Linked DNA regions of Homo sapiens: region 1 is linked to region 2. The links are chromatin loops, found by intact Hi-C in ENCODE. Cell type or tissue: heart left ventricle. All regions are shown on one strand. Each heading gives the region's core, and the rest is flanking DNA. Links, peaks and the distances in the headings are about the cores only.

The links. Peaks named below come from ENCODE experiments on the same cell type or tissue, not always from the same donor. Only the 100,000 strongest peaks of a DNase experiment are listed, where the experiment ranks them.
Region 1: a loop joins it to region 2, with 2.0 times the contacts of the local background. A loop is called at or near these places in 8 of 110 quality-filtered maps.

The regions. Positions count from the first base shown.
Region 1 is chr21:28,719,967-28,729,978 of GRCh38, reverse strand. It overlaps a transcript of HEMK2 not described here. Among named protein-coding and RNA genes, the nearest start is that of HEMK2, 160 kb to the left of the region's middle. In heart left ventricle, for the core only: no CTCF peak of the experiment used is centred there; no DNase peak of the experiment used is centred there; H3K27ac peaks cover 1,630 bases.
Region 2 is chr21:28,628,590-28,638,601 of GRCh38, reverse strand. It overlaps a transcript of HEMK2 not described here. Among named protein-coding and RNA genes, the nearest start is that of LINC00161, 94 kb to the right of the region's middle. In heart left ventricle, for the core only: no CTCF peak of the experiment used is centred there; a DNase peak (open chromatin) is centred at 4,551; H3K27ac peaks cover 4,302 bases.

The sequences.
Region 1 (10,012 bases), core at 1,388-9,387, 91 kb before region 2:
CTCAGATGTAAGTGGATACTCTGACCTTCCCTATATTGGGTCGTAAAGATGACAGTTTGTTCTCCACGTGTGTTTTGCATTATTTCCCAATTATTTTTTAATTAGAAAAACTGGGCAAGGGAGTGGTGTGCTGTTTATCACTCGACAACCCGTCTTCTAAAAACCTCAACGTGAAAACTCTCCATAGATATTAGTTTCTTGCAAGAATTTCTGTAGGCCAAGCTTGTCCAACCCACAGCCTGTGGGCCACACGCGGCCCAGGACAACTTTTAATGCAACACAAAACAAATTTATAAACTTTCTTAAAACATTATGAAATTTTTTTGTGATTTTTTTTTTTTTTTTGCTTATCAGCAATCGTTAGTGTTAGTGTATTGTACGTGTGGCTCAAGACAGTTCTCTTTTTCCAGTGTGGACCAGGGAAGCCAAAAGATTGGACACCCCTGCCGTAGACATTTCTGCAAGTGAAATAGTTGGGATCCAGCTTTGCCTGAGACAGTGCTCTTCCAGTCCCTCTGCTATCAACAAAAATGCCCACGCTCTTTCTAGGCACTGCTATAGGACTTGGCAGAGGCTTATGTGCTTTGAGGTCCCTTTACCTCTAAGCCCATTCACAAACATTTTCTAGGCCACGGTCTTGGTTTTGCCATTTGCTCCTATTAAAACCCCTCCCATTCAAGGCCTAGATCTCAGGCATGAACATCTCAAGTGCATGCAAAGCCAGCGTAGGAGGAATTTTGGGGCTTAAGCAGCAACTAAATTTGGAGGTTACTTGAAGAGGAGAACAACAGGCTTTCGCACCTGCCCATGTTATTTTGGGGAGAAGTAGAGACAGAGAAACCTAGAAGATTATTAAATAATTAAAGACTTTCCAGAAAGCATTAATAAGGCCACAAGTATTTGGGTGCCCTTTGCTTTTTCTCATGCATTCTCAATTCAGGGAAACTAAATGAGTACACTCTCAGTCCCAAAGCTTCAGTGTTCCTGGCCATGTTTAAAGCATGGTCTGGGAATGGACACTGTATGAATAGCCCCTCACCAGGAGTCACAGCTCCCTGGAGGGTGGAGAGTGGGCACTGCTTGATCCCTTCTGTAGGGAAAGAGGGAGAGATCTGTGTCCTGGCAGCTTGAGAAGATTAAAATGTACTGTCTTCAGTTTCTTCCCTTGTGTCCTATTTCAGAATCTGTTAAAAAAGTATTTAAATCAGAAAAACAGCATTTGGATTTTATAAAATACAACAGATCAATTCCTACTTGTGGTTTTACCCTGGAGCTTGGCATGGAGAACAGTTTTAACAGACATTTTTCAAAAATCATTAGGCTCACCAAAATTCAAGCTGGCCCATGACATTTGGATTGGATCCATTTTTTTTAAGCTAATACTTTTCCACCCCCTGTGGTCTGTAGCTTTTAATCATTCCCTCTACATCATGAGTTTAGAAGAAAACAAGTATTTGCCTACCGAAGACATACTTAAGAGTTCTTCCATGTTCATGGATTTCTGGGCAAACATAACCACTTGAATAGGAAAGAAAAGCACAGTTGATAAATTTCCCACCCTTTAGGGAGGCCCCATGATTTCTAATAACTCCTGATTTCTACTGCTCAGCCCTGTCAATTTCCTTTGGGCCTAGCCTGGTGATACACTCATTTTCATATCTGTATTAGATTATTTAGGGCAATCCAAAGTCATAGGTGATAATTATTAAAATGGAATTTTATTTTAGAGGACATTAAATACTTTTAATGTAGGATGATTATGGGATGTGTCTACATAGTTAATTTGTAAAGGCATGTCATTTTATTAGGGCACTGAATTAGTTTCCTATTGCCACTGTAGCAAATTACCACAAACTTAGAGTTTAAGACAACACAAATTTATTATTTTCTAGTTCTGGAGGTCCCAAGTCTGAAATGGGCCTCACTGGGCTAAAATTGCACCCTGCATTCCTTGGCTCATGGCCCTGAATCGCTCCAATCTCTGTTTCCATTGTCACATGTATTGCTATAATTAAATAGCAGCAGACTGCTTCAGATTATTATGTGTATGCATACACACACTTCATGAAAAACAGAAGCATTTTTAAAATGAGGGATATTGGCCCTATTTTTTTAATTGGGAACAGAAGAATTTATCAGTTTATTTCAAGCAAGCCCTCAGGCTTACTTGAATGAAACAGGTCTGGTCTGAATTGATTTTCTTCCCAAAGAAATCAGGCTTATAAACAAGTGGTCCTATTTGAACATCAAATTTACCTACGCATTGCAGGTTATCTAATAAGTCCATGCACAGGCATTTTTAACATCCCCACAAATTAATCTATTATATGCACTTCTTTTCTTCTCCAATAAATCTTAAATCTACAAACTAAAGGCCCAAATCAAATGATTGCACTTCATGAATTCTATAGCATCCATAATGGATGTGGCTCCTTTGTTATTTTGAGCACGCAGGGTGCAACTTTGAAAGGTTAGCTAATGTATTTTTTGTTGCTAGAAACTATTTGTCCTCTATCCTTCCCTCCTTTCCAGGCAGCTGCCTGGGCATTAGGTTTTACTAACTTCTCCTGAGGATGATGTAACCAAACCAAAGAGTTGATTCTTAGTTTTTGGGTTTCAAACGCTTGGGCTTTGAATTTCATAAGGCAAAACTAAGAAAGACTTTGGGACCATACAATTATTCCAAAGCCACTGAAGTGTATGTAAATGTGTGGGTGTCCTGGGGATGCATCTCCTTCCCAAGGGAATACGTGGGGACTGAGACAGTGTCAACAAAATCAACCTCCAGATCCTCAAATCCCCTATATTTGCTTTTCTCAGACTCATCTCTCCATAGGCACCCTTATGACTTGCAGAGTTTCTTGCTTATTTTTTCTCCCCACACTTGCCCTTTTCATGTTCCTACTTCCATCCTTTGATTCACTCCTTATCTTGCTATGGTGGAAAAACCCAAGCAAAGGGACCCTGTGAACTAGTACTGATATTGAGAAAACTAATTGATCTGATAACTGGGGACCACATTCTTTTACAATGATTTTTTATTCTTTGCTCAGAATAAAGTTTGAAAACCTACTTAGGATATTCTAAATAATTTTTTTTTTTTTTTTTTAGATAGGGTCCTACTCTGTTGCCCAGGCTGGACTGCAGTGGTGCAAGGATTCTCATGCCTCATCCTCCCAAGTAGCTGGGATTACAGGCACCCACCACCACTCCCGGCTAATTTTTGTATTTTTAGTAGAGATGGGGTTTTGACATGTTGGCCAGGCTGGTCTCGAACTCCTGACCTCAAGTGATCCACAGGCCTTGGCCTCCCAAAGTGCTGGGATTACGGGCATGAGCCACTGTGCCTGGCCTGAAAATAATCTTTGACGGTAGACTACTATGCTATGTTTAGGATGTAACTCTAAAAAATCTCAAAGAAGTGAAAGACACTGCTATAATAAAATCGATTCTATTTTCAACTACTTAAATAAATTCTTTTTGGACAAGTCTTTTCAGTGCTATTTTTTAAACAAAGAACAACATTGATATTAACCTCTGTCTCATTCTATTGATAAATAGTATTCATTCATGGAGAGATTAACTAATTAGAAAAATCAGACCAGTCCCGCCCATTTCATTGAGATGATTTTCCATTAAAATTTAAATTTTTAAGTTTATTTATTAATATTTAAAATATATTTGTATTGTTTTGATCAGTTGTGAACTAAGTAAAACATAGTATGGTAATTCCCCAAATAAAACTTAAAAATATACATTTGAACCTATATAGTCAAAGGACCTTTTTTAAAAAATGTTAATTTATACCCTTTTCTGTGGTGAATTATGTTAATAATTAGTTAAATTCTTATTTAGTTAAATTTAGTTAAATTATTTCAAGTATATTATTGTATTAGAATAAAGTTCTGTGGGGAAAATGGAATGGAAATATGACTTTAAGGAACATTATAAAACAAGATAAGCATGTACATTTATATCGTTAAGTGAACAGTGATGAGTATCCCATTTCTTTGGAATTTAAATTCCACTGGAAACATTTGAAGGATCTGAGTAACAATTTTATTTTAGACTTTCAATATTTACAATTTACTGGAAGTCACTTTTAGCAACTACTTAAACTGATGACCAAGAAAGCCTATAGATGTCAACCTAATAATGTGCTAGGGGGTACAATGTCTTTTGAAATTATTTTAGGGAATAGATGAGTAAAAATAGACAAATTGAAGACCAAATTATAAAAATCATCCAGAATTATTTAAAAGCAAGACTTGAAATGAGATTGAGAATCTGGACTGCGGATGGCAGAGAGCATTGCTTCTGACAGTAACTGGGGTCTGAGTCAGGACATGATAGAACTTGCAGAGTTCAGTCTGAGAGTTGGCAGCACCTAAGCCCTCACTCTTGTCTGGTATCCCTGGAAAGCTGTTGATGTGTGGTTAGGAGAAGGCTAAGGGGGAGAAATGCCTGAGATTTCATCAAGTTCCCTCCATGTGTTTCCTCCCAGTATTCACTCTGAGTTTGCAGCTCAGTTGTCTGCAGTGATTACCTGTCTCATGAATGTATCCCTTTTAGTTTACCTCCCTTCCTAGTCTCACTTTCTCCATTGCCCTACCTGTGCTTTCTGAGGTTATCTCCCAAATAAACTACCTGCACCCAGCTTCTATCTCAGAATCTGTATTTGGGGGACATCAAAACCAAGAGATGTGCCATAAGTCACTTACTTACATGGAATAGATTTAATTTCAATACAATTTAGCATGCATTTATTGGGTGCATGCTAGGTTGGCTCTAGGGACACCCAACAACATTGATTGACTTATTAATCAGGATGGAAGTCAGGACTATCAGCTGGTCCTCTGTACTGAGTGTACATAGAGAGATTTAGGGAAAACTGACCTTAAAGAAATTAATCTTAAAAAGGTGTGATACCACTTTGGGAGGTCAAGGAGGGCGGATTGCTTGAGGCCAAGAGTTTGAGACCAGCCGGGCCAACATGACAAAACTCCGCCTCTACCAAAAAAATTCAAAAAATTAGCCGGCATGGTGGTGTGCACCTGTAGTCCCAGCTACTCAGGAGGCTGAGGCAGGGGAATCACTTGAACCCAGGAGGTAGAGGTTGCAGTGGGCTGAGATCATGCCTTTGCACTCCAGCCTGGGTGACAGAGTGAGACCCTGTCTCAAAAAACAAAAACAAAAACAAAAACAAAAAACCTGATACATGTAGTGAAGAAGCTGATCTGTCAAAAGCCAGAAAGCAAATGCAGAGGCATACTAAAGTCAGATGTTTAGGGGAATTCTTTTGGAATAACTAATTTTTCATCAAACAGGTTTTTCTTCTTATGAAATTTGCTGGCGCTCTGTTATTATAATCAGGAACTATAAGGAACCCAAATGTAGCGTCTGGTTAAAAAACAAACAAACAAACAAACAAGCAGTTAAGTTTTATTTGTAAGAGCAAATAAAAATCATGTTCTATTATGGAGTTAATAGGAAATAAGCAGGTTTTCCCCCTTAGCTTTCATTACAGCTCATGCAAATGCTAGTAATGCAATTATGTAAATATCTAGTTGAGGTTTGGAGTGCTGCCTTTATTATTTAACTCTAAAGTTATAAAATGCCTTATTTGCATATTACATTTTACAGCAATGGTATAAAGCTTATAAACAAGGTTCTATTTTTTAGAGAAGTGTTTAAAACAGAGGTTTCTGCCAGTGAGAATATGAGCCTTACCTAGTATTTAGCCTTGAGCTTTGAGCAAGGGATTATGTTGATAGCCATAAATGAAGAAAACCAAAATTAAAGAAAAATAAAAAGCACGTTAATAACTCTCACAAGTAATTAGCAAACAGAGTCCAAGGGCTTGAGGAAGGGATTGAGTTTCTGATCTCTCTTGGGTGGTTCCTCAACGTGTGTGACCTTGACCAAGTATTGTCCTCACTTCTTCCATCTGTGAAGATGAAAGCAACTCTTAATACTTAGAATCATTGCTGAGGCCTTGGTGTCAGTTGGTTCACTTTCTGATGGTCAAAGTTACGGAATAACTCCTTTTCTCACCACAAAGTTGCAGCATTTTAATAAGGAACAGGCTTGAGTCAGAAAAAAAGACACACCATGGCAAGGCAGTGCTGGCTGCGTATCTTCATAGCATGTCTGAGCTGGAAAGAAGCTGAATTATCATCTAATTTTAAAAAATCATTTTTGGGTTCGTAGTACGTGCCAGGCTAAACACTGTGCTAAAACTTTACAAAGATGATCTCACTCCTTCATTTCATCAGTCCCATGAGGCGGGGATGATTATCAACATCTTATTGATGAAGAAACAAGCTCCAAGAGGTAATGTGGCCAACGTCTTAAACTTGAAGTTGAAGAGCAAGAATCTGAGCCCTGTTTTAGATTTTTAATCTCTGTGTAAACTTCTTCCTTTTGTTCCATCTTTTCTCTTTAGAAATAAAGCCCTTGGAAACTCTGTGATATGCCAAGATCCCCAGGGTAATAAGTAACAGAGAGACTTCGAATGCAGGTTTTCTGAGTCCCAGGCTGGTGATGCGGTTCAGCAACACCTGCTACTAATCCAGGCTTCCCTGTGTAGCAGAGGAGTTGTCTCCATGCAAGTGTGCAGTGACATGTAGACTAATTGTTCTCAGTGTTTTAAAATGAAATCTAGGCCAGGAACAGTGTCTCATGCCTGTAATCCCAGAACTTTAGGAGGCTGAGATGGAAGGATCTTTTGAAGCCAAGAGTTTGAGACCAGCCCAGGCAACATAACAAGACTCTGTCTCTACAAAATAAAAATAAAAAAAAATTAGCTGGTCATGGCAGTGTGCAACTGTAGGCGCCAGCTACTTGAGAGGCTGAGGCAGGGGATTGCTTCTGCCCAGGAGTTGGAGGCTGCAGTGAGCTATGATTGCACCACTGCACTCCAGCGTGGGTAACAGAGAGAGAGACTTGTCTCTATTTTTTTTTTTTTTAATAAAAGAAATCTACAAGGCCTGTATGGAGTTCTGAAGATGCAGATCCTGCAGGTATAAAAGAGAGTCAGGCTCCTCTCATGGCCTTTCTGGATGCTTTTTGTTTGTTTGTTTGTTTGTTTGTTTGAGACTGAGTTTCGCTCTTGTTGCCCAGGCTGGAGTGCAATGGCGCGACCTTGGCTCACCACAACCTCCGCCTTCTGGGTTCAAGCGATTCTCCTGCCTCAGCCTCCTGAGTAGCTGAGATTACAGGCATGCGCCACCATGCCCGGCTAATTTTTTTGTATTTTTGGTAGAGACGGGGTTTCTCCATGTTGGTCAGGCTGGTCTTGAACTCCCGACCTCAGGTCATCCGCCTGCCTCTGCTTCCCAGAGTGCTGGGATTACAGGCGTGAGCCACCGTGCCCGGCCTATGGATGCCTTTCTTCCCAGGAATAACCAGCACAGGAGCCAGGTCATTGTCCTTTGCTAATAAGTGAATATAATCATTATTTTTTAAATGGAAACAACTCTCTCAAATAATTTTCAATTGATTTTTGAAACAACAAACAAGCAGCTTTATATGGTCAGCTTAAGCAGTTTTGTTTTACAAATCCTAAGTCTGTTTATTTAGCACATTTCTGCCTCTTCCATCGGACTCCTGTTCCTGCTGGCTTGGTTCTTCATTTACCTAGCACCTTAGTTCATCTGCAAACTTCACTGTATGCTATCTCTTCTCATTTGAAAAGTTCTTTTTCTAATATTTATCCCCAAATCCCCCTTTAAATTTTTTTGTATTCTCTTTTATCAATTTTTTTTAACCAGTAAAATCGGTATATTTTTACTCTATCTTCCTACCTTTTGACCTGCGTTTCTATACTAGATCTAGATGGAAGACAACACAATATCCTCACATTCATGGTGGCTCAATTTTTGCAAAACCTTGCAAAACTTTTGGAAGTTAATTCCTTTATAAAAATGTCTGTTTCTTTTTATATCTTCAGAGAATGCAACTGAGGCATAAGCTATGATTTCTATTTACTGATAAGTAATTTTTATTTTATGGGTTTGATGATTGCATCAAATAGGTGTATGTGTGTGTGTGTGTGTGTGTGTGTGTGTGTGTGTGTGATGGTTAAGAATGTGAGCTATATTAATTAGGTCAAATCTGGCTCAAATCTAGTGTGACCTGGGGCAAATCACTTCACTTTTCTTTGCCTCAGTTTTTCATTTGCAAAATGAATAGCATCTATCCCTGAGAATTCCAGTGAGGATCAGTCAAGTTAATATATGTAAAGTAATATATGTAATTAGTAATATATGTAAAGTACTTAGAACAGTGCCTGGCTCAGAGTAAGTAGGATGTAAGTATAGCTGTTATATGGTGGTCTAGTTCACTATTTTCACTATAAATTCTTACTATAAATCCTCCCAATTCAGCTGTTTATTTCAAATCAGCACTGTCTAATACAAACACAATGCAGTCCATATAAGCCATGTAACGTTTTCTAGTGGCCACATTTAAAAAAGGTTAAAAAAAGATAAAATTAATTTCAATACTTTTAATGCCTATTATGTAAAAATACTTCAATATGGAATCAATAGAAAAATTATTCATGCTGGGCGTGGTGGCTCATTCCTGTCATCCCAGCATTTTAGGAGGCTGATGTGGGAGGATACCTTGAGCCCAGGAGTTCGAGACCAGCCTGGGAAACATGGTAAAACCTCTCTCTACAAAAAATACAAAAATTAGCTGGGCATGGTGGTGCATGCCTGTAGTCCCAGCTACCAGGGAGGCTGAGGTGGGAGGATGGATGGAGCCCTGGAGGTCGAGGCTTCATTGAGCTATGATTACACCACTGCACTCCAGCCTGGGAGACAGAGCAAAATCCTGTCTCAAAAAATATTCACAAGCAGTTTTACATTATTTTTATCATACTGTGTCTGAAATCGACATCTCAATTTGGACTAGCCACATTCAAGTACTCAGTGACTACTTTTGCTGGTAGCTACTATACTGAGCAGTAGCAATCCATACTGTCAAACATTAAGTGTAAAATCCTAAGATAATACCTCTTTTGCCATGGATAGTTTGTGTGATATTATTACCAGATTATTTACTAATACTATATACATAGCAATAGGGTTGGGCTCAAGAAGTATGGAGAAGAGGTACAAGTTTGTCTGGTGTTTCTCCAGCTCCAGTTGAGTGCTCTCCTATTTCGCATGACACTTTCTTAGTTTCTCACGGTGGAGCCCATCAAAACCTCCATCCAGGCCCTTATATATGTATTTTTTGAGATGGAGTTTTGCTCTTGTTGCCCAGGCTGGAGTGCAGTGGCGCAATCTCGGCTCACTGCAACATCCACCTCCCAGGTTCAAGCAGTTCTCCTGCCTCAGCCTCCTGAGTTGCTGGGATTACAGGCGCCCGCCACCATGCCCAGCTAATTTTTGTATTTTTATTAGAGACGGGGTTTTGCTATGTTGGCCAAGCTGGTCTCAAACTCCTGACCTCAGGTGATCCGCCCACCTTGGCCTCCCAAAGTGCTAGAATAACAGGCATGAGCCATCATGCCTGGCCCCAGGCCCTTATATTTTAACATTACTGTCTGTTCTGGGTCCTATTCATACTCCAGGACCATAATGTGATGCAGTTCAGTTGATTCTCATTATTCATAGTAATTGTCTTCTATAAAGTCACTGTAAACACTGAATTAGCAAATACTGAACCATTGCTCCTAGGGGAAATACAGGGTTATGCTCCCAGGAGCCTCTGGTCACAGTATGTTCACTATCTGATCATCACATACCTTATGTGTGTTTCTATTTAAAATCACCTTATTTACTGTCTATTGTTGGATTGTTAGTATTGAACTCATGGCCAACAATACTGTAGCTCAGGTTTGAATGAAGCTTGCCTAACACATATACTAGACAACACTTCAGCACTGTGCTTGGGAACTTTTTAAGCAGTGAAATCATCAAACCGAAGCACACAAATGTAAAAAACAGGGCAGTAAATAGACAGTTAAAAGGACACTTGTTTTACAGTATGTCCACTGAAA
Region 2 (10,012 bases), core at 732-8,731:
CTCTAGGTTTTGAGGCAGTTGTTTCTTTTGCAGCACAAACCAACTCATACGCCACTAAAAACAAAATCAGACATGTCCTCTCCTTTGCTTAAAACGGCAGAATGCTTTCCACCACATGCTATAAGTAAGACCCTGAAGATCAGGATCTTGCTGGCCTCTCCAGGCTTAGCTCTTATTAATCTGTACCTCATGGTTTTCTCTCTGGCAATGTGGAAACACTTAATTTGCCTGTGCACCGTGCTCCTCCTTCCAGTTCCTTTGCTCTTCCTATACCTCCTTTCACATAGTGACCCTCTACATAACCTTCAAATTGCAGACCAGATCCCACCTCCTCCAGAAAGCCTGATGGGTTAGATGCCTTTGCTTATGCTTTTCTAATACTCCATTCATATTCCTACCCCTACACTTAAGGACTTTCTTTTAAAATATTTATGTTAATACCCTCTAAGTAGATTGTGAGCTTCTTGAGGGCAAGATTTGTATCTTGTTTTCGTTGTGTTCCCTCTGCTTAGCAGGGTGAATGACTATTGAATAAATGCATACCCCAAGTTTCAGGAATGTAAAACTAAAATGTGGAAGAAAATGGTACCCATAATTTGTGGCTACTTTGTACCTTCTAAAGATCAAATAACCACCCATGATTTTCATCTATTTATTTTCATGTCTATAAATTCTATTTTTCTCCTTTACAACAAGTTGCTTTCTGATTGAGATATACTTTATGGATTCAAATCAAATTAGAAGCAAGAACACAGAGAATTTTTTTTCTCACTCACAGCAGTTGTAAACTATCATGCTTATATTAAAATTCTTCAAAATGTAAAACTTAAAACTGGTCTCACTTTTTCATAATTCTGAACTCAGAATAAATGAATTCAGCTAGCTTGGCTTCCTAGAGAAATTCTACAATTAATTTCAGAGTAAACTCCTACCCCCGCATAGAAACCCACCTAGCAAGAAGGCTGCTCAAGTCTCAACATTTATGAGCCATGAATGCAAGTGTTGACTGAAAGTTTTTTGCTAACCCCAGGTGGAGAAGTGAGGCATTTGTGTGGCATGAGAGGTCTACGCCAGTCATGCCTCTGGTAATGCGATTCTCAGCTCTGTTGAGAGCAACACATGGGGATTCTTCCATTTTTTTTTTTTTTAATTTCTGTTACATGCAGAGGCAAGTGCCCACTGTTATATCAATGAAAAAATTGTGTATCCAAGTGATCTTTTAATCCCTTTGATTCATTGTGTCTCAAAAATCACACAAATGATAACCTATGAACACATCAATAGGAATGAAGGTTGGAAAGAAAAGAATCCAATGAAAACAAGAAAAATTAACATATCTCAGAATCACCACCCTAATATCATACAATGATGAATAAGATAAGTACATAACACACATACCCTTTCTGCCCACAAAATTGTGGCAAGGCTGAGTCAGTCTATGTACAGAAAAAGATATGAATATTTTGCTTGGAAATCCAGTCTGAAAACAAAGAGAGGAAATGACTTAGCAGAAGATTTGCACATGAACTACCCAGTCGACTCTGAGCACAGCAAATCAAACTGAACTACCTGAATGTGCCACTTGCTTTTAGACATTATCGGATAATCATTATGTCATACTTTTAAAGCTTGTTTAAGATTTCAGGTTTGTCTGTGAGGCTTCTGTCACGTGGCTTCTAAGCAAAAATGATCCCAGTTGTGATTTTGGAAATGCAGTTTTGAAAATTCTGATCACAAGCAATGCTGTATGAGGGACTCGGGTAAAAGTGATGGAGTCGTACTCTCTGCCCTGATTACAAATGAGACAGCACTTGTTTGGATCGAGCATCACAGCACAGATAATTACATAAAATGGGAATGGGAAGCAAGATGCATGTACTGTCATTCTAAGGAGATTATTTTCTTCATTGCAATATTGATTTAACTCCGGACAAAAAAGTACTCCTTTTCGTGAGTTTTGTTTGCCTGAGTCTCTCTGAACTTGGGCAGGTTTCACTTGGCAAATTACAGTGGTGCAGTGGGAGGCAGAGGTTGGACATGAGGGAATGGAAATTTGCAATTAGACAGGCATGCTTAGGGTAGTTAATTTTATGAAATGGAGGCAAAAGTAAAAGCATAATTTGGTGGATCAACGGAAAGCCAAGTTTGATGGTTTTACGTTAAAAAGTGATAAGATGTCTGTTTTTGTCCATCAAGGCTCCATTTTCAGCTCAGACAACAATAAAGCAGTTGCTAGCTCTACAAAAGAGGGCAAAATAGAACCCGTGTCCTAACTGGAGAACATGGGGTGGCCATGTGCGGAAAGCTGCATGTAACCTGTGGCTAGAGAATAGTGTCTGGCATCAAGCAAGTACAACAAGTAGGCAAAAGGGATAAAAAGTTACAGGATGAACCATTATTAGTGGGGTATTTTGAAGGCAAAATTTCCTTGTACTGAAGATACTCAATGTACCAAAAAAGGCAACTTATTTTTAAAGAAGATAGTAATAAAGGTCCCGAATGAAGGAACTACAACCACTGTAGGCAAGTGTGGAACAAGCACAGTGTGGATAAGGGTCTCTACTAGTTTCTTCAGTGGAACTGGCCCTTTAATAAAGCAATGCAACGGGGTGGTCTATGCATGTGTTGTCCAATAGCCACCAGCCACCTGTGGCTATTTAAATTTAAATTAATTAAAATGAGATGAAATAAAATATTCTATTCCTCAAGCATATTTACCACATTTTAAGGGCTCAATTACTACACGTGCCCAGGGCCTAGCATACTGGGCAGCACAGACAAATCAGTTCCATTATTGTAGAAAGTTCTATTAGACAGCACTGAAAGAGCATTGTCTTGGGAGCCTGGGAGTGAATCATGAGTCTGCAACTTAGTAATGGAGTGGCCACTGTTTCCTCATATTTAAAATAGGGCTAGGTGATATAGTACCTACCTCCTGGAGCTATTATGAGGATTAAATAAATGAGTTATTTTTAAATAAGATGTGTAGAACCATGCTTGGTACACAGTAGTGTAGTATCAGTAGTTTTTAAATGAATGGAGCCTGCTGCCTATATTCTATAGTTTGTATATATTTAAGCTCATGTTAATTTTTAGTGGTAATGATGACTAACATTAATTGTACACTTAATCCTTGTGGGCTTGATGTTTTACTTCCTTTGATTTAAGTGCCATTAAAATCTCATGAGGAAGACTTGATTATTACTTAATAGATGAGGATACCTGTAATCCCAGCACTTTGGGAGTCCGAGGTGGGCAGATCACGAGGTCAGGAGGTGGAGACCAGCCTGGCCAACATGGTGAAACCCTGTCTTTACTAAAAAATACAAAAATTAGCTGGGTGTGGTGGCAGGCACCCGTAATGCCAGCTAGCTTGGGAGGCTCAGGCAGGAGAATCACTTGAAACCGGAAGGTGGAGGTTGCAGTGAGCCGAGATGGCACTACTGCATGCCAGCCTGGGAGAAAGAGCGAAACTCCATCTAAAGAAAAAAAAAAAAAAAGATGAGGACATTAAACACATAGATCATAGATCATTCAGAGTTAATTTTGAACTTTGCTGACTTTTAACTGCTATAGCATTTACCTGCGTGATAAACTACCAGACTCCCAAGTCTATGCTATATTGTTTTTTATCCTTTAAACTAAATGTAACACATGTCTTTCCTGGCTTTAACTCTGAGTTAAAGAAATGTTCAAGAATACCTGGTGTAATAGTAACAGCTAACCTTCACAAGCACTTAACATATGCATCACATAGCACGTAATATGTGTCAGTCACTGAGCTAGAAACTTTATATGCAGTATATTAATTAATTTTATCCTTATAATACGTCTATAAGTTACAAACTTGTATTACCCCATTTTATAAATGAGCAAATTTAAGCTCAGAGAGGTTCGGTAAATTGTCTAAGTTCATATAACCAGTAAGTCACACAACTACCCCAAGGACTCAAATCCTATTTCTAATGTCTGTTTTCATAAGCCCTGTGCATACTGTCTTTCAGTAGAGAGTACAAGAATACACAGGTAGTTGACCTAGGGGGATGCTGCCTGACTAGTGCAAATACTGGTGCTCAGAATAGACAAAGTCAAGGAACTTCACTTAATAGCTACTTATCTACTTAAACAAGGCTATTTTTGTCCTGTGCTATGCGTGCATATCCTGACTCGCCCTTTCCTTGGGGAAAATTGGGAGAAAATAGTACATACATGGAAATGTACTGTTAGCTACTGCGACAGATTTGGCAAGGGCTGTGGACCACAGCCTCTCAGCAAAGGAGGAGAGCATCCCTGCCAGCAAATACCTGCTTCCCAAGCTCAGTTCCATAGGATTCCCCCCTTGCACACTTCCCAGTCTCCTTCCAAATCAGCTGGATCCCCGTGAGAAAAGGAAAAGTGATGTATTTGGGAAGTCAGATCTAAGCAAAGACCAACTCTCTGCTTGGAGTTCTCAAAATAATTTTTAATGAGATAAAGCTTCTTGAGTCAGAGGATATGACATTCTCATTTGCATGATTCAGAATGGCAGTGACGCCACGGGCAGTCAGTCATTGGAAAGGAGTTCCCGAACATGAAACGCTGAACAATTAAACAGGCACTGTAGCTGGCACAGAATGAATTATCTTAGATAACCGAAGCCTGTTCCATTGGGCCCAGCACAGGAAGCTGGTGACTATCAGAACTTCACAGTAGGTTATTCCTGTTACCGCCCTAACGTTTTCCTGGTGTGGAGACGGATGGCAGATAGGTTTCAGAAGGAGAAGTTGCTGAACTTCTTACCCTGAGCATAGTGTACAGTGCTTATTTACTTACACCTTTGTCTTTGCAATGGCTCAGAGAACTATTCGTATTGTATTACAATGGGAATTTGTAACCTGGTAGCCACGCAGAGGAAAAAGCTCTTTAAGTCATCTCGAAGTCATATACAGAAGGTTGATTTTGTGTCTTGAGAAAAGGGTTCACAGTTCCTGTTATATTCTGAAATGGGCCTCTGGTTTCTAAAAGAACAGAACTTTAAAAAATACTTGGCATTTAAAAAAATACTTGGGAATGTGGGTATGACTGCCAGACTTAGCTACTAACAGCCCATTTATTTGGTAGGCTTCCTGTTCAGTCTCTTCTATTCCCTAAAAAAGTTGCCATAATTTTGAAAACAAATAGACCCAGAGAATTGCCCTGTGTGCTTTTAGAATCACAGTTTCCACCTAAGTAGGAGTTTAAGATCTCACCTGTGGATTTTCAATAGTAAATGATGTCAGTAGTAAAGGTGAGGTATTTGTGGATCATCCTGGCTCATGGGGAGAGACAGCTTTGTTCATTTTCTCTTTGTGACTATGCACACTAGTGCTGGCAGGCCTTTTGACAACTGAGGACTGCATTCCTAACCTCTGTAGAGACCCAGCCTTGCCCTTTCAGTACACAGGTTCAGACTTGCTTCCTCTCAGGCCACCTGGAGCAAGTACTCCTTCTATAGTGATGTCAGTCCCCATAATCTCATCCAGTGGGTGAGTGTATCACAATCAGAGTTTGGTGGCTGGTTTTAGAGAAAAGCTGTGGATTGTGAAAATGGGGTCCGATCAAGTGGCAGTAATGCTAGGAGCCATAGGAATGGGAGGAAATAGGACTCTGACTATAAATTTCTTATGTGATGTGTTGACAGTTGAAATAAGCCACTTGCAGCAGGAGAAAACCTGTCTACACTGCGTCTGCTTTTTGCTCATCCCACCGTCAAACTCCAGTGCTATCTTTTCTATGGTGATTCATCAGGGAGGCATTTGCTGCCAAGAAATCACTTATTTTGGTTTTCTTTTAGCTACTGTCATTAGCTAAATCCAAACTGTACAGCAAGAATTGGAAGAGAGAGTTAGAAGCAGCCATCCTGATAAAGTTTTCTATAAATATAACTTTTTCCCCTGTAAGCCAAAAGTTATAAGAACAAATAGTTTGATTTCTATTTTACCGTGTGGACAGAGAAACAGACTTGGTAATGTTGACATCGATAGAAAATGAAAACACATTTTGTGACTGCTCTCTAACACTTCTTTCTACTAAACCGAAGAATGGTTGGAAAAAATGAAAACATCTTATGCTGTTACTGAGAATAATTGGTCAAGAAACTCTTCTGTTTAAAAAAATTGAAGTTATTTAATTATAAAAGGTTAAAATGCAAGAAAATTCACTTTCAACTACAATTTTGCTGCCACAACTGATAAAAACATGTGACATAGTAGAGATCTCATTTAGAGTTCTTACTCTGATAAAAGCTAGGAGACTGTTAGATTTTGGGGTTCCACCCAAGACACACTGATTTCTACAATCTGCATTTTAATAAGACTCTCAGGGAATTTGTATGCACATTTAAGTTTGAGAAACTCTGATATAGGGTAATATTTCACAAACTTAGATAACCATCATAATTGCTTATGTGTAGAGCTCTTCAGAAATATATTGTACAGAGATAATTCATGAGTCTTATTCAACTCACTCATTGTTTTAACAAACTTTCGCCTTTACTTCAGTAAGATATTGACTAGTTACCACAGCAAGCTGACTAGTCCTGGTTTGTAGCTAATTCTCTAGTATTCCAAAGCATTTCTGCACACTCCACTTGATTGTGTTTACTGGATACTGTTGTGTTTGTTCATAAGCCTGCTGATGGTGCAATGTAAATAATATAAATTGATAAAATCTGAGTGTGAAGAGAGTGATACCATTTATTTGTTGTTGTATGTGGACAGGGCAACTGTAAGTGATAAAAAAAATTTTTTTAAATCTAAGAGGTTAGGCTCCTGTTTTTTTTTTTTTAACAAAGTCTTGAAGTCTTCACTCCAAAGAAACTAAAACTGGAGATTATATATCTTGTCTTTGTGTGTGAAATACACAAGAAAATGGCTTTACTGTTTAATCAGTAGACTTATATGAGAAAAAGCCTGTACTTGACATAAAAAGTCTGTCAAATGCATATGTTTATGTTTTAGTTTCATATAAAGGATTAACCTTAAAGATGTACATATGCCATTTTTTTTCTGATTTCTTGCTTTATGAAACTTTTGGGTTGGGCAAATTGTATGCTAGTTATAATTTTGTCAGGGTTTCTACTACACATATTTCCAGATCTCATCCAAGACCACTGAATTAGGGTGGGGTTTAGAATATGTATTTTTAAAAAGACCTGCCATTCAGCTAGGATTGGAAATTATTGAAGTAGAGAATCCTGGTTGACCAAGCAACATTACGGAAGTAGAAAAACTTTTACAGGTTTAGATATTTTAAGAATGTTACTAGCACATTTGCTAAAGAATTTCCAGAATTTTTACAATAAAAAGCAATCTCACCTGATTCCACAGATAATCTTTTGGATATTGTCTCCTTTCCTAGTATGATGTTTTTGAAGTTTTCCTGGGACTGGACCAGCTGGTCCCTCTGAAACTGTCCATTTATAAACCAGGAAGAGGGAGAGCTTTGGATCAAAATTTCCCTATGTCAGTTTTGGAATATCTAAATTTTCCTCTGCACCCCAACCCCATTGAAGTTGGTGAGAGAGGCACACATACTTTGTTTGGGGAGATTCATTACTCTCTAGTGACTTCCTGTTTCCTTAGTCACTGTTAAACCTACATAAAAAACTGAGCTTAATTAATCATTAACTTTCTTTTTTTAAAATTTTATTATTATTATACTTTAAGTTTTAGGGTACATGTGCACAACGTGCAGGTTTGTTACATATGTATACATGTGCCGTGTTGGTGTGCTGCACCCATTAACTCGTCATTTAGCATTAGGTGTATCCCCTAATGCTATCCCTCCCCCCTCCCCCCACCCCACGACAGTCCCCAGAATGTGATGTTCCCCTTCCTGTGTCCATGTGTTCTCATTGTTCAATTCCCACCTATGAGTGAGAACATGTGGTGTTTGGTTTTTTGTCCTTGCGATAGTTTGCTGAGAATGATGGTTTCCAGTTTCATCCATGTCCCTACAAAGGACATGAACTCATCATTTTTTATGGCTGCATAGTATTCCATGGTGTATATGTGCCACATTTTCTTAATCCAGTCTATCGTTGTTGGACATTTGGGTTGGTTCCAAGTCTTTGCTATTGTGAATAGTGCTGCTATAAACATATGTGTGCATGTGTCTTTATAGCAGCATGATTTATAATCCTTTGGGTATATACCCAGTAACGGGATGGCTGGGTCAAATGGTATTTCTAGTTCTAGATCCCTGAGGAAATGCCACACTGACTTCCGCAATGGTTGAACTAGTTTACAGTCCCACCAACAGTGTAAAAGTGTTCCTATTTCTCCACATCCTCTCCAGCACCTGTTGTTTCCTGATTTTTTAATGATCGCCATTCTAACTGGTGTGAGATGGTATCGCATTGTGGTTTTGATTTGTGTTTCTCTGATGGCCAGTGAAAAAAAAGAAAGTTAATGATTAATTAAGCTTTATAACTTTACAGCAAATCGGCCTTAAGATATGTTAAAGCTTTATCCTTTTATTAACATTGTGGCATTAAGATGTAGTGGAAAATACATAGGATTTGGAGTCAGATATACTTGATTACAAATTGTAATACTCATACTCACAAATTGTGTGAAGTTATGACTCTCAAATCCTGTTACTTTAATAAAATCTTTTTGAAAGTTAAATAAAATAATATATCAAAAAAAAAAAAAGAAACTGAGCAAAGGGGGTTTTGAGAAGACTAAGCTGTACTGATTCCCTCTGGACCAGTGGACTAAGCTTGTCCTTCGATCCCCTGATCTGGTTTATGCAGCCACTGTATATGCCTTCCAGGCCCCTGCGGAAACCTGGATACTGGTAGGTTATGTCTCTATGGAAAGATAAACAACCTTCACATGACAGGAGGGCTGGAAAATGAGATTATCACCTGCTTTTTAAATTAGAGATGGCAGCTACAGTTATTCCTGGATCAGATTTGAGTCTTGTCTTTAAGGCTTTAAGAATGTACATTTTAAAAATGATGTTTTAAGTGAGCTGTCTTCTGGACTTGCCATGCTGCCTGCGGTCCACTCTTCTAGCTGCTCTGCATAGCTCCAATATTTGGCTGTCAGATACATACCCAATGTCTACATGAGCATTTGTTTATATTAGGGCCTTTGCTTTGGAAGTGCACATTCTGGCTATTTTGGATGAAAAATGCCATGATGTATTTTGATGTGTAGGATCTGGGTTGGAATATCTGCTCGATGTCGAGGTGATTGCGTGACCACGCTAAACCTAGGCCCACTTATTTATAACTGGAGACAACACCACAGCACTGTCTCCCTTGGCTTCAGAATCTGGCTGTCTGGTTATAATTTGCCACCCACCTCCTCCTTTCTAATTACCAGTGAGACTTTAGAGAAAGAGGTAATCCAAATCCAAGCACACTAAATGCATCAAATGTCTTTGAGAAGAGACCTGCCAAGACTCTGGGGTAAATTCTATGGTTTCTCACATTATGCCTGTGTTTCCCAGACTTGCGTGATCTTAAAAGTCCTTGTGTATGGGGAGGGATGAGGAAGGGCTGTACTTAAAAAATGTAGATCCCAAGCCTTCCCAGGAATTTTCACTCACTTGGTCTGTTGGGGGTGCGAGCAGGTGATTCTTATGAACAGGTAAGTTCAAGAATCCCCACTTTAACTAATATTTTGGGATTTATTTCATTCTGATGCTTTAATACTGCAAGCTCAATAAATTATGACCAGGGATGTGTGTGAACACAGTTAATGCCAGAGCACATGGATGCAGGGTGCTAAAAGCTTCTTGTGATTCTGAAAAAGCCAATGGCAGCACGTGACGCTCACTTGTTCTAAACAGTAGGACTGTTCAAGAAAACTTTTGCAGGCTGGGCGCGGTGGCTCACGCCTGTAATCCCAACACTTTGGGAGGCCAAGGTGGGCCAATCACCTGAGGTTGGGAGTTTGAGACTAGCCTGGCCAACATGGTGAAACCCTGTCTTTACTAAAAAATACAAAAATTAGCTGGGTGTGATGGCAGGCACCTGTAA